Linked DNA regions of Homo sapiens: region 2 is linked to region 1. Evidence: read pairs that join two places in POLR2A ChIA-PET (ENCODE). Cell type or tissue: PC-9. All regions are shown on one strand. Links, peaks and the distances in the headings refer to the core of each region. The heading gives the core; the rest is flanking DNA. Region 1 overlaps LOC107984219 (a long non-coding RNA gene). Region 2 overlaps KIF5B (kinesin family member 5B).

What was found. ChIA-PET counts read pairs that join two places held together with the same protein. Peaks named below come from ENCODE experiments on the same cell type or tissue, not always from the same donor. Only the 100,000 strongest peaks of a DNase experiment are listed, where the experiment ranks them.
Region 2: POLR2A ChIA-PET joins it to region 1 with 7 read pairs; 3 of 35 experiments call an interaction of 5 or more read pairs at or near these places.

What each region holds. Positions count from the first base shown.
Region 1 is chr10:31,958,756-31,966,239 of GRCh38, forward strand. The region is part of intron 2 of LOC107984219 (a long non-coding RNA gene); the gene reads left to right. Among named protein-coding and RNA genes, the nearest start is that of ARHGAP12, 34 kb to the left of the region's middle. In PC-9, for the core only: no CTCF peak of the experiment used is centred there; DNase peaks (open chromatin) are centred at 3,166, 4,206 and 5,016; H3K4me3 peaks cover 1,691 bases; H3K27ac peaks cover 3,734 bases.
Region 2 is chr10:32,009,818-32,017,301 of GRCh38, forward strand. KIF5B (kinesin family member 5B) reads right to left here. Exons shown (of 26, transcript NM_004521.3): 24 at 7,326-7,484; 25 at 5,692-5,842; 26 at 1-1,699. The coding sequence ends at 5,712. The region is part of intron 2 of LOC107984219 (a long non-coding RNA gene); the gene reads left to right. Among named protein-coding and RNA genes, the nearest start is that of KIF5B, 43 kb to the right of the region's middle. In PC-9, for the core only: no CTCF peak of the experiment used is centred there; no DNase peak of the experiment used is centred there.

The DNA of each region.
Region 1 (7,484 bases), core at 1,262-5,261:
CTCCTGCCTCAGGTGATCCATCCGCCTCAGCCTCTCAAAGTGCTGAGATTACAAGTGTGAGCCACCATACCTGGCCAACATCCTTCTTTTTAAATAACCAGTTATTTTACTTTAGGACAAGAATTTACCACTTGAGATCCTTTCTCAGATAAAATCTCTTCTTTTTAACATTCCTTACCAGAAATACCTTTTCACCTTTATAACTTTTGTATTAGACAAGTAATTTTCCATCTTTTAGGAAACTATGATTTGTACTGCATGTTGCTATGAGTCGTGTGAAGGGGGAGCAAATACAGAGGTTATCTACATACTGTAGAAGTTATTCTTTCTCAAGAGATTGCTCAGTTAGATTTCTTCCTAGGGCGTGTCCAAAGAAGTGTGGGCTATTTCTAAACCCCTGAGGTAGGACTGTCCAGGTTGAAGTTATTGGTTAAAGCTTTAGTTAGCTTTACCAGAAGAAATAGAGCTATTAGAGAAAGATGAATTCAGAGGTCAGGTAAATATTAAGTAAGCACCATCTTGGAAAGTATATTTTTGCCTCAGTGAGGTGTGGGGTGGGAAACATTAGACATTACCAGGGACTGGTGGGAGAATGGTAATTGGTTCTTTAAGTAATATGAAGGGTATGAATCTTTTCTTTTGGAGGGAGGAGGTGCCATTTGTCCCCATTACCCAACAGGATTTGGAGGAGAGTTGCTCAGAGAAGGAGATTAGCACAGAGTAGGCAGCTCTTGAACCCAAAAGGGAAATTTATAATTGTACTTGCCATCTCAAGAGTTGCCCTTGGCTTTGTTCTGTTGATGACTATGTCTGATTTGGAAGCCAGCCAGAGGAAAGAGCCCCTTCAGCTCAAGGCCATCAAGGTTTGCGATCCTGTCCCAAGGCCCTTTGGCCCTCAGGGCAGTCCCATTACACTGGCTGAGCATGTGGCAGAGGGGGCATGCCATGTGCAGCTTTTTCCCATTTGTCCCATTGGGCAGTTTGCCTTCCAGTGGCCTAGCTCCCTGTGATAATGGTAGTAACCTGGAGGGAGCTGGAAGAGCTTGTAAAGCAACCAATAGTTGAGCCTGCCTCTGATCCCTGCATTTCTCCTTTGCCTTAGCCCTCTTCTCCTTATTCTACTCTCAGTTATAAAAGACTGAGAAGGCTAATCTGAGGACCTTCTGCACAAGGTCACTAGTTCCAAGGCTAACTTTTGTAATTTCCTCCCAGTTCATTTTTAGACCCTCCTGCACAGGGTCACTGGTTCGAAGGCTGACTTTTGCAATTTCCTCCCAGTTCCTTTTTAGGCCAAACAGTATTACAAAGGAAAACTAGTTTTTTGTGTCAAGGTTGGTGGGAATCAAACTTTTCCCAGTTTGGGGGATGCATCCAAGGGGTGTGTCTTCTGGTATGGAGATGCAATTACCCGTTTGTGAAGAGAGAACAGAGGAGAAAAAAAGGGAAAGAGGAAAAAGAAGGCTTTTCGTCTACTTTCCTATTATCCTGAATGAGGCATCCCACGTGGTCCTTAGGGTTCCAGAATGAACCGGTCCTACCAAGTAGCCTTGGTTCCATCTTGTCACAATTACCTACTTGAGAAGAGAGGAGATACTAGAGTGAACCGTGGGCCCCCTGTTCATCCTTGGGGTTCTGGAATAACCGATCTTGCCATGTAACCCTAACCTTGCTTTCATCTCTGTTCTAACAGTAATCTGTTAGCCTGGGACCAACCTTCATCTCTGTCCTATGGGGCTCTTGCCCCTGCAGCCTTTGGCTCACCTATGTCCTTGTCTCCATGACCTTACAGTGACTCGCATTTGGAGCATTCTAGCAAAAAATGTGATTTTCTCTTTTCTCAGATTCCCATTTCCCATGTTCTTCCCTCCCGACTCCCTTTTAAATATGACCTTGAAGCACGTTGAGAAGGGTGTAGAAGTAATTAGAGAATGGAAGCTACAGGAGGAAGTGAGAGGAATACTCATGGAAAGCCTTCATATGCTTGCAAAAATAGCAGCCCTAACATTTATTTGCCCTCCTGTTTTGTTTTTTGTTTTGTTTTGTTTTGAGACAGAGTCTTGCTCTGTCGCCCAGACTGGAGTGCAGTGGTGTGATCTTGGCTCACTGCAACCTCCGCCTCCCGGGTTCAAGCAGTTCTTCTGCCTCAGCCTCCCAAATAGCTGGAATTACAGGTGTGCACCACTACACATGGCTAATTTTTGTATTTTTAGTAGAGACAGGGTTTCACCATGTTGGCCAGGCTGGTCCCGAACTCCTGACCTCGTGATCTGCCAGCCTCAGCCTCCCAAAGTGCTGGGATTACAGGTGTGAGCCACCGCGCCTGGCCCCATTTATTTGCCCTCTTGATGTAAAGTAGTAATCTCCGGAGGACTTGGGGCTTGGGGTAAGAACTTGCAAATGGCAAAGGAAGAATATCTTTTCCTCTCAGTGGAGTGCTAACTCAAAAAAGCCAATAGGTGGGATCCTTAAAGCGTCAGAGTGAGGCCCTATGCAGGTGGACAGACTACTTCAAAACCCACTGGAAAACTTGGCCCTGGGACATAACAGGAACAAAAAGCATGTGGTAAGTCAAGGAGCTGGCAGAGCTGGAGTTCCAATTAATGTCTGTCCTGGCCATGTGCCAGCAGACAGGGAAAGGGTTAGAGTCGTGGAAGCTGGTAGGGTAAGAACAAGTATAAATCTCGGGATATCTGCAAGGGAGCTCGTGTCTTTGCTGCCATGCAAACACAGTAAAAGCCACGGGCACACAAATAACAGGGAGTGTGTGTTTAAGAAGTCATGTGGCATGTGAAGTGAAAGCAAAGAGGCAGACTTGCCCCCAAGGCAGATGGTCCAGCAGGTGCACAAGGCCATTTCAAAACACACACACACATAAAAAAAAGAAGAATAGGCAGTGAGGGTTCTTAGTAAATTTTAGCTGAAAAAGAAGAAGAAACCTGACATTGTACAGTTTTAGGCTTTAGCCCTACCACTCTTGTGAGCCCCTTGTCCAGGAAAGCCATTAGTGCCTCAGCGTGAACCTCAAGGTACTTCCCACCCCTGTGAGCCACCAATCAGGGTGAGCTGAGCAATCAGCCCAGGGGAACAGAGTCACATATGGCCAAGAGGAATTGTTCTGGGGTTTGGTTAGTAAGCACGAGAGAAAAAGGAAGAAGAAAATTGTGTACGGAGGTTGAATGCCTCCAGGCAGAGAAGGCAGGGCATAGAGATGTCTTACCACAAGGGAACGTATCTGAGTCATGCAGCATCAAAGTATGTGAGCAGTGGAAGTTATCAGAATCAATTGGCACCAAAATATGTTAGTAGCAGAATGTATCCCAGTCATGGCACCAAATCGTGTTACTGGCGGCAAATCCTTATGGGTCTGCAGCAGCCTCAGTTCTTGCCTCCTCAGAAGAAAGAATTATAATTTTTTTTTTTTTTTTTTTTTTTTAGATAGAGTTTTGCTCTGTCACCCAGGCTGTAGTGCAGTGGCATGATCTTGGCTCCCTGCAACCTCTGCCTCCCAGGTTCAAGCGATTCTCCTGCCTCAGCCTCCCAAGTAGCTGAGATTACAGGCACCCATCACCATGCCTAGCTAATTTTTGTATTTTTAATAGAGACAGGCTTTCACCATGTTGGCCAGGCTGGTCTCAAACTCCTGACCTCGGGTGATCCACCTGCCTTGGCCTCCCAAAGTGCTGGGATTACAGACGTGAACCACCACACCCGGCCAAAAGAAAGGATTTGACTGAGGGGCAGAAGGCAGAAGGAGAGACTGGGGCAAGTTTTAGAGCAGGAGTGAAAGTTTATGAAAAAGCTTTAGAGCAGGAACAAAAGGAAGGAAATACACTTGAAAGAGGGCCAAGCAGGCAACTTGAAAGACAAGTACACAGTTTGACCTTTTGACTTGGGGTTTTATACATTGGTGTACTTTTGGGGTCTTACGTTCCTTTTCCCCTTATTCTTCCCTTGGGGTGGGCTGTCCACATGTGCAGTGGCCTGCAAGCACTTGGGAAATGAGCATGTGCAGTGTGTAGTGGAGTTGTACACATGCTCACTTGAGACATTCTTCCCTTACTAGTGGAATGTCCCTGGAAAGTCATATACCAGTTCATCTCTGATATTTTGCCTCTTAATATGCATGCTTGAGCCCACCCACTGAACTCCTGAGATCTTATTGGGAATCTGCTGATCACCAGTTTCAAGTGTTTCTATCTATTGGGAGACTGCCTTTCCCTGGTGCTCGCTGTGACCAATTACTATTTTAGAGAGACAGTGTGACAACTGCCTCCCAACACCTGATAGTCACCTGACATTCCTATCAGGGGAGTGCCCTCTCCTGCTCTGCTCATGCCTCACTAGCTATGTACTGTAACAGTATGTCAGGGGCCTTTGGTGGGACTCTGAGACTTGCTAGCTTCAGGTAAACCTCAGCACATTCCTAGCTGTGATGGCTATGAGATGAGACTCCTTCTGCTTTAGAGAAGCAGAGGGGAAAGTAAAGAGGACTTTGTCTTGCACCTTAGGTACCAGGTTGGCCGCAGAGGGATAGAGCAACAAGCAGGCTCTTGGAGTCCCTGATTCCAGAACTTGCCTCTTGGACAGCATTTCTGGACCTGCCTGGGGCCAGACGGGAGTTCACTGGTCTGAAGGGTGAGTCCCAGGCCAGGCAGCATTCACCATATGCTGATTGAAGAGCCCTTGAACCATAAGGGAACATCAGCAGTAGTCTGGCAGTACTCCTTGTGGGCCTGTGGTGGCACTGGCCGTGGGGTGAGGCTCCTCTCCTATTGGAAAGGGGAGGGAAGAGTGGGAAGGACTGCATCTTGTGGTTTGAGTGTCAGTTCAGTTGCAATACAGTAGAACACCAGGTAGACTTCTGAGGTTTTTGACTCTACTCCTTAGCTCCTGGATGGCATCTAGACCTGCCTGGGGACTGGGGGAACTTGCCACTCTGAAGGGAGAGACACAGGCCTGGCTGGCTTTCCCACATGCTGATTGTAGAGCCCCAGGCTGTGAGTGAACATAGGCCATAGCCACGGAATGGTTACAGCAGGCCTTAGGAAAGACTCAGTGCTGTGCTGGCTTTAGCTCTAATCCAGCACAGTCATACCTGATGGCCACAGAGGTGCTTGTATTAGTCCACCCCAAGCTTCAGATGGCTCAGAATAGAGAGACACTCTGCTTGTCTGGGAGAAAGTAAAGGGAGAGAACAAGAGTCTCTGCCTGGTAAATCTTATCCAAGAACATCAGGTAGTAACTCTACAAGTCTGCAAGAATCATAGTGTTACTGAACTTATATTGTCCCTAAAGCAGATACAGCTTAGATCACAGCACCCAAGTTCTTTCAATTATCTGGAAAGCCTTCCCAAGAAGCACGGGTACAAACAAGCTCAGACAGTGAAGACTGCAATAAATACCTAATTCTGCAATGCCCAGACACAAACAAACATCTGAAAGTATTAAGACAATCCAGGAAAATAGGCCCTCACCAAGTGAATGAAATAAGACACCAGGGGCCAATCCTGGAGAAACAGATATATGACCTTCCAGACAAAGAATTCAAAATAACTGTTTTGAGGAAACTCAAAGAAATTCAAGGTAACCCAGAGAAGGGATTCAGAATTCTATCAGATTAATTTAACAAAGAGATTGAGATAATTTAAAAGACTCAAGCAGAAATTCTGGAGCTGGGCCACGTGTGGTGGCTCATGCCTATAATCCCAGCACTTTGGGAGGCCAAGGCGGGCAGATCACTTTAGCCCAGGAGTTTGAGACCAGTCTGGGCAACGGGGTGAAACCCTGTCTCTACTAAAAATACAAAAATTAGCCAGGTATGGTGGCGGATGCCTGTAATCCTGGATACTCAGAAGGCTGAGGCGGGAAATTGCTTGAACCTGGTAGGCGGAGTTTGCAGTGAGCCGAGATTGCGCCACTGCACCCCAGCCTGGGCGACAGAGTAAATCCAGGATTTCCTCTCCAAGCAGTGAGTAAATGTCATCTATGTAAGTACTCGTTATTCCTGTTGTTGACTTGATTTACACAGAAAAAAAAATCGTACCTGAAAAATACATTTAAGATGAATTTGTAACTTGAGGAATAATATTGAGAATTTATTAAAGCTTTTAGCCCAATGTCTGTGTTTTTGATCTAGCTATTGTTTTACAATCATATAATCTTATGCACATGGACCCTGGAGCCAGACTGTGGCTCTTATCTAAATTTTACCACTTATTAGCTGAATGTCCTTGAGCAAGTTATGCAACCTCTCTGGCCACAGCTCCTCATCTTTAAAATAGAAATAATAAAATTACCTATCTTATAGGGTTGTTTGAGGATTAAATAATTTGTTTTGAACAGTGCCTGGCAGAGAGTAAATGCTATCTATGTAAGTAATCATTATTCCTGTTGACTTGATTTACATAGAAAAAAAATTGTACCTGAAAAATAAATTTAAAATTGATTTTTAACTTGAGGAAAAATATTGAGAATTTATTAAAGTCACTGTTGTTCTTTTCTCAAGAATTCTTGGGCTGGGCATGATGGTACACACCTATAATCCCAACACTTTGAGAGGCCAAGACAGGCGGATCACTTGAGACTAGGAGTTCAAGATCCCCCTGGGCAACATAGTGAGACCCCGTCTCTGCAAAAAACATTTTTTTTAATTAGCTGTGCATGATAGCATGTGCTTGTAATCCTAGCTACTCAGGAGGCTGAGGTAGGAGGGTCACTTGGGCCCAGGAGTTTGAGGCTGCAGTGAGCTAGGATTGCACCAATGTTGTCCAGCCTGGGTGACAGAGTGAGACCTTGTCTCTAAAAATTAAAATTAAAAATTAGAAACATTTTAAAAAGAATTCTTGTCCAGGCACGGTGGCTCACGCCTGTAATCCCAGCACTTTGGGAGGCCGAGGTGGGCAGATCACGAGGTCAGGAGATCGAGACCATCCTGGCTAACATGATGAAACCCCATCTCTACTAAAAATACAAAAATTAGCCAGGCGTGGTGGCGGGCATCTGTAGCCCCAGCTACTCGGGAGGCTGAGGCAGGAGAATGGCGTGAACCCGGGAGGCGGAGCTTGCAGTGAGCTGAGATCGTGCCACTGCACTCCAGCCTGGGAGACAGAGTGAGACTCCATCTCAAAAAAAAAAAATTCTTTATTTTTCTATTCATAGTTATAGAGAAGAATATTAGCATTAATAAAATAGTGAGACAGCTGTGTCTCCTCAATTATATTTTATATAATCTTATCTTGAAATTTGCTTACTTTGCTTAGTATATTTCAGTGGAATTAATTAGCCAAAAATCATATATGGCAAGGAAGAAGAAGGATGGATTATCTGATGTGAAAAACTGGTTGCAAATTGGTAAATGTGAATAACAACTGTCAGCCGGGTGTGGTGGTGCATCCCTGTAGTCCCACGACTCAGGAGGTTGAGGATCACTTGAGCCCAGGAGTTCAAGTCCAGCTTGAGCAACATAGTGAGACCCCTGTCTCTAA
Region 2 (7,484 bases), core at 1,559-5,558, 51 kb after region 1:
CTTATAACTGGCTGCACCAACATTTCATCTCAATTTTTGGAGTGTTTCTTCTGATCAATCCTAAAAGCAACACAATCATTTTAGAGGTTGCAGACTACAACAGCAAAGATTTTTGACTATTAAAAAAATAAATAAATAAATTTATATTTTAAATCAAAATTATTACAAAAGTGGAAATTACAATAGTTACGGAAATAGAAAAATAAGCCAATTATGATCTGAGTCTTCTGACTATGGCTCCAAATTTAATACAAATATCTGTGTATAAAACTTTTGCAAAAAGTTAATTCTGCCAGCAAGATCCTAACACAGAACTTTCCAAGTTTCTCTGCTAACCTTAAATCCCCATTCTCTGTGAATTTCTGCTAACACAGTTGCAGTCACCGCCCCCCTACCACTGATGAAGCAAATAGTGAAATCTCTTTCCCTATTACTTTTACAGTTTCCTAAAATAAGCTGTTGACTTACTTTAATCATCTGAGGAAAAAGTGGCAAAAATACGTATACACTTAGTACTGATTACAAAATTATCGGCTATGGCCAAGAAAATAATTTATCTAATGATTATTAGTGACTTGCAAACAATTTACTATTTCTAGACTAAAGAAATAAATTAGTGTACAAATTAGTGTAGCAGGTTAAAAACACCTCAGGGATTTCAGACCAAAATTGACCTATATATATTTTTAATTCATCATATATCTGTCCTGTTTCTTCATTTTTCTCAATTTCCACACGCTATAAATTTAGGTCGGCCAATAAAGTACTAACCGTATAAAATTATGTTTAATCCTATAATATCTTAATTCATTTTACTAATATTAAAGATGACAAATTATTACCTGTCCAATACTTATATTAGCTAGCAGGCTCACCAGAATAAAGCAGAGTATTTTAATTCCATCAAGACTTGTTGAGTACAGAATCAGGAAAAAGAGAAATATAATTCCTTTTCCAAACTCCCTTAAACTAAGATCTGCTTTTGATACTTTAAAATATTTCTATTCAAAATAACTCGGCAACAGGCATTTCATGAGATAACAAGTAGCCTTGCTCAGTCTCAAATGCCTATTAGGCATTTGTAACGTTTCAGTGCTCAAACAGTAGTTTTCAGGAGCAAACTTCAGAAACAATACAAGTAATTTTAACCCTGATATCATCATTTCAAGGGATTTTAAAATACAGTACTGACTGGATATATTTTATGGGCATGTAGTGTTGTTAAGTGGTAAAATTTAAAGACATTTAACCTAAATGTTCCATTTTCTCTTAAGAAAAAAAAAGGAAGACGTTTTAATAGGAAAAGAAAAACAAGAAGCAGTAGCAGCTAGGTAATTTAAACTGAGATTAAAAAATAAACATACACAAAAAATACAAAAAGTACAGTCCTATAAGGTACAGTTAGCTTGGCACAGTAAAGACTAAATTTAAGACACGATAGACAAACTGTGTAATAAATAGGGCCACAGTTGTAAACTGTCCTTTTTCCCTCCTAAGATGCCAAAATTGCACTCTAGTTGTGTTGGGAAGCAGCAGAGTTTACAAGAAGAGTAGGTAGGAAACAGCTGTACAGGCCAGGTATAATTTATACATTTTTTTTAAAAGTTATAATTCTACAATCCCAAGGGAGTAGAGGTTATAGTCATTGAATGACTGCTTGATACCATGTCCTCTTCGTACTTCGATTACTTTTTAACACCTAAAAATGGGAGAAAGCATAGAGTAAATATGTTTAGTTTTACAAAATTGGTGTTTGAGATAATCATGAAGAATAAAACAAAATAAAATATGCCAACAGTTTATTATAAACATTTTAGCCAACATCTGTGGCTACTTTCCCCAAAATTAGAAGGATGGCAATATTAAATGATTTGGTTTCCTTTTATATACTACCTAAGTAGAACTGTTTAGAAGCAGTAATGTTTAAAGGGAGGTCAGCCCTCCCTTTGTTTTTATTCTCCCAAATAAAGCTATGGGTAAGCTGATTTATGAATTGTATTTGTTTAAAAAAGAAAAAGACGGCTAATCTTTTAACCAGCAGACAGTGGTCAGTGACCTTCTTAAACCAAGGAACACTAACCAGCAACTACTAGTTATATACATAGAAGCTTTAAAAAAAAAAGGGGGAGAGGAATAGGGATAAACAAGAGGTGTATACAGTAGGAAAAGTAACAGTGAAATAAATAATTCTAGTAGTATTAAACTGCCTACTTACCTATGCATTTAGAAAAGCAACCTATTTAAAGTACTATGCAAGGCAGAAGACTAGTCATGTAAAACTGGGAACTAAAAGTATCAGTATTATAAATGTCATCCTTTCCAAAAATAAACACAGTGACTTGAAATGTTTTTCTTAACATTAAAAAAATTTCTCGCCGGGCACAGTGGCTCACACCTGTAATCTGAGCACTTTGGGAGGCTGAGGGAGGCAGATCACCTGCGGTCAGGAGTTCAATACCAGCCTGGCCAACATGGCAAAACCCCGTCTCTAGTAAAAATACAAAAACCTTAGGCGGGCGTGGTAGTGGGCGCCTGTAATCCCAGCTACTCGGGAGGGTGAGGCAGGGAGAACTGCTTGAACCCGGGAAGCAGAGGTTGCAGTGAGCCGAGATCCTGCCACTGCACTCCAGTGCAAATTATTTAACATTTAAACAATTTATCACTTAAGTGAATCATATACTCCCCAATCATGGTTTAAGATAGATTATAAGAGTTTGAAAACTAAGAACCACTATCTTTGGACCAGCATCAAAACAAACCTGTAAATAATTGTATTTTTACATCATAACTTTCAAGTCTTGAAAACCTAGTTTGGCTGGGTTAGCTCCCTCCCTTATGTGCTAACCTGGTGTCACTTTACTGCTATCAGCAATAGTTAACAAAAGTATGGTCTGTCCTCTCTCTACAATGAGGTAAGTTTAAAGTTGACATATGAATTTTAATGTGAGGACAATATCCAAAAAGGATAAACTTTCTATCTATGCTTTGAAAATCCCCTTGCCCAGCTCCCACTTCCAGAAAGGTAGGAAAAGGCTTGCATCTACTGAATACTGTGTGCTGGGTAACATCTTAACTCATGTAATTTTTTTTTTTTTTTTTTTGAGACGGAGTTTTGCTCTTGTTGCCCAGGCTGGAGTGCAATGCCACGATCTCGGATCACTGCAAACTCCGCCTCCTGGGTTCAAGCGATTCTCCTGCCCCAGCCTCCCGAGTAGCTGGGATTACAGGCATGTGCCACCACGCCCTGCTGATTTTGTATTTTTAGTAGAGGCAGGGTTTCTCCGTGTTGGTCAGGCTGGTCTCGAACTCCTGACCTGAGGTGACCCACCCACCTCAGCCTCCCAAGTGCTGGGATTACAGGTGTGAGCCACTGCTCCCGGCCAACTCATGTAATTCTTAAGAATGACTTCCATTTTACTAATAAAACTGCTATGAGTCCAAAGGGGAAAAACACAGGAGTTATCTCTAATTATCATGAAAACCAGCTATTGTATGTCTACTGATATTAAGTACATATTATCTATGACATAACTTTGTCAAAAATGTTTATGCTGAGTCTAATCAATGCTTTTGCATAGAAATAGAGGGAGAACAAGGTGACTACACATAAAAACAATCAGACACAGGTGTTATACCCTCAAGATAACTGGGCCTACTCAGTAAGTCAATATCACTAAAGAGGGTGCTCATTCAAGATCAGAAGAGATTTAAGGGATAAAACTAAACGCAAACAGCAGTCCTGAATTGTACTCTGGTTTAGACAAACCAGCTGTACAGGATAGTGAAAAAGAAATTGGAAAAATCTGAATATGGAATGGTATTAAATAATATTAAAAATATAATCTTACTGGGTGTGATAATATTGTGGCTATGTAGAAAAATGTTATTTTAGAGATTCATTAAATAGTTAAGCAATAAATCCATAATTTTTATGAAGTACTGTAAAACAAGTCAGAATGAGAAAAAAACTATTAAAAAGTTTATCTGCTCAAGTTCATAAAAGTAGTCAGGATTCCAACTTGGATGGAACTCCATAGTCCCTGTTCTTTTCACTCTACCACTGTTTTAAATCCTACATTGTGTGAACAAAACGTTTAAAATTGCTAGAAATGTGAATCCTTCAGAATATTTCTTAATTCTCTACTCAACTTAGAGCCAGTATTATGCAAAATGTCGAAGTATAAACAAGCAACATTAAAATAAACTAGCTTTAGTATTTGTCAGAAACAGCTGATCATTTCATAATTATCTAGTATTTTTTATTTCCAAAGCACATACACACATCAGGGACTTCCTGAAGAGTTAGTTACAATCAGAGTTGCTGCTATATGACCAATTATTAGGCAACCACTAACCAATCACGTTGTAGAAGAAAGTGTTCCGAATATATTGCTAAGTTTAAAAAGCAGGCTACAAAATACAAAATTAGCCGGTGTGGTGGTGCACGCCTGTAATCCCAGCTACTTGGGAGGCTGAGGCAGGAGAATCGCTTCAACCTGGGAAGCAGAGGTTGCGGTGAGCCAAGATCACCCCACTGCATGTCAGCCTGGGCAACAAGAACGAGGCTCCGTCTCGGAGTGGGGCAGGGGGGTGTGGGGTTTGTGGGGGCAGGGGGCCGGAAAAAAAAGCAGGCTCCGAAGCAGCATATGTAGTAGAATAAGTGGAGTCTATTACAATAGTTATCAACAGTTTAAACTTTTAAATTTAAAAACTAATACAGAAAGCTCCAGAAAGAGAGAGAGAGAGAGAGAGATAGTATATTGTGTAGTATCTCTAGATTTTTTCTAATTTGTGACTGTTTTATGCCCTACAAAGAACAGATATTACTTATATAATTATAAATAAAACTCAGAAATCTGTTAGTAAGCTGGGCTCATAAGCAATTTGGTGCAGTCTTTCTAGAAACCAATGTGTTAATATGTAGCAAGAGCCTTAAAAATGTTCATATTTCCTTGTAATTGCATTTCTGGGAACCTTCTGGAAATAATCTCTAACAGGTTAGGGAATACAAGGAGATGTTTCAGGTCGGGCGCGGTGGCTCACGCCTCTAATTCCAGCACTTTGGGAGGCCGAGGCGGGCAGATCGCCTGAAGTCAGGAGTTTGAGACCAGCCTGACCAACATGGTGAAACCCCTCGTCTCTACTAAAAACACAAAAATTAGCCAGGCATGGTGGCAGGCGCCTGTAATCCCAGTTTGGGAGGCTGAGGCAGGGGTATCGCTTGAACCCAGGAGCCAGAGGTTGCAGTGAGCTGAGATCACGCCATTGCACTCCAGGCTGGGCGACAAGAGTGAGATTCCATCTCAAAAAGAAAAAGAAAAAAAAAAAAAGATGTTTCAAATTTCATATATGAAAATTTTGGTTTTTGAAAATTTCAATTATGGAAAAAATTAATATAATTACATGTCTAGCCAAAAGGAAAGGAATGTTTATAAACCATGGTACATCCATTAGACACAGTATCAAAAGCTATTACAAATGGTCCAATGCTAGATTTCAAAACAATTAAGACCACAAATTTGAATATATAGTATGATCTAAACTACACAAAAAGATCAAACTAAATTACTTTTATAATGCTTAAGTTAAAAAAATCATAACACTAATGTGAGAATTTTTTAAAACCAAAAAACCTATTTAACAACCAATTTTCCACAAACAGATATGAAAAGCCAGATATAAATAACAAACCTGTGGGTATGTATAAACGATTACACTTGTTTGCCTCCTCCACCTCGCACTGCCACTGGCTGGCTGTTCTGAACAAATGCACCTCCTCCACGAATTGCACTTGGGTGAGTTGGAGAAGCTGCTGGATGTTGCCCGGGACGAATAGGTTTAGCTAATATGAAAAATAAAGACAGACTTTAGAATAAAGTTTAAGATGTGACTGCAATGACTGTTAAGGTTTCTTCTCTTATTCACAACAAATTCCCAAATGTTTTGTTTTTCTTTGCCTTTTTGTTTCTCCATCACTTTTTCTTTTCTGTAACATCCTTTTCTCTAGGACCTATACAATTCTTAGCCTTTAAAAATCTTCCTGGCCAGGCGTAGTGGCTCATACCTGTGTAATCCCAGCACTTTGAGAGCCTGAGGTGGGTGGATCATTTGGGTCCAGGAATTCAAGACCAGACTAGGCAATAAGGCAAAACCCTGTCTCTACAGAATATAAAAAAATTAGCTAGGTGTGGTGGCGTGCACCTGTAGTCCCAGCTACTTGGAAGGCTGAGGTGGGAGGATTGCATGACCCTGGGAGGCTGGGGCTGCAGTGAGCCATAATTGCACCACTGCAGTCTAGCATGGGTGACAAGCAAGACCCTGTGTCATAAAAAACAAGCAAACAAACAAACAAAAAAAATGGCTGGGCAGTGGCTCATGCCTGTAATCCCAGCACTTTGGGAGGCCGAGGCAGGTGGATCATCTGAGGTCAGGAGTACGAGACCAGCCTGACCAACAAGGAGAAACCCTGTCTCTACTAAAAATACAAAATTAGCTGGGCATGGTGGCTTGCACCTTCAATCCCAGCTACTAGGGAGGCTGAGGCAGGAGAATCGCTTGAACCCAGGAGGCAGAGGTTGCAGTGAGCCGAGATCACGCCATTGCACTCCAGCCTGTGCAACAAGAGTGAAACTCCATCTCAAAAAACAAGCAAAAAATAAATAAATAAATAAAACACAAAAAAAACACTTCCTGCACCAATTTTTGTTTGTTTGTTTGTTTGTTTTTTGAGATGGAGTCTCGCTCGTCACCCAGGCCGGAGTGCAATGGTGCAATCTTGGCTCATTGCAATCTCGGCTCATTGCAATCTCCACTTCCCAGGTTCCAGCGATTCTCCTGCCTCAGCCTCCCAAGTTGCTGGGTTACAGGCGTTCACCACCATGCCTGGCTAATTTTTTTTATTTAGTAGAGACAGGGTTTCACCATGTTAGGCTGGTCTCGAACTTCTGACCTCAGGTGATCCACCCGCCTCGACCTCCCAAAGTGTTGGGATTACAGGCGTGAGCCGCTGCGCCCAGCCACCAATGATTATTCTTAAACGTTAAATCATTGCTGATGGCTTATTTTCTTGCAATTCTCTTGGCTTTAATAATATTGCTCTATATAGTTTCTCCATTCCATGACCATTCTTGCTTGCTTCTCTAGTTCTCATTTATCTTCTTTTTCTGCTAATGTGATTATTCCTCTTTCCCAACAGTGCCACTCTGCTAAGTTAGAAAATAGAGACAGATGCACCATGACAACACATAAAATTCGGATTACGTTTTCCACTAAATGAAAGCATTCAAATTGAGCAAGGTTTAAAGGTTTTAATGTGTTCTACTAACCAATCTGTGCAGAATGCCCTCTTCTGGCCATATTCTTTGACCTGACTGCTTCCTTTATGCGATCTACTTCTTGCTGATAGCGTTTGCGATCACGAGATGCATTTTCTTTAGCTTCTTTCAGTGCTGATTCCAAAGCTTTCACTCTCTCAGCTGTAGCTC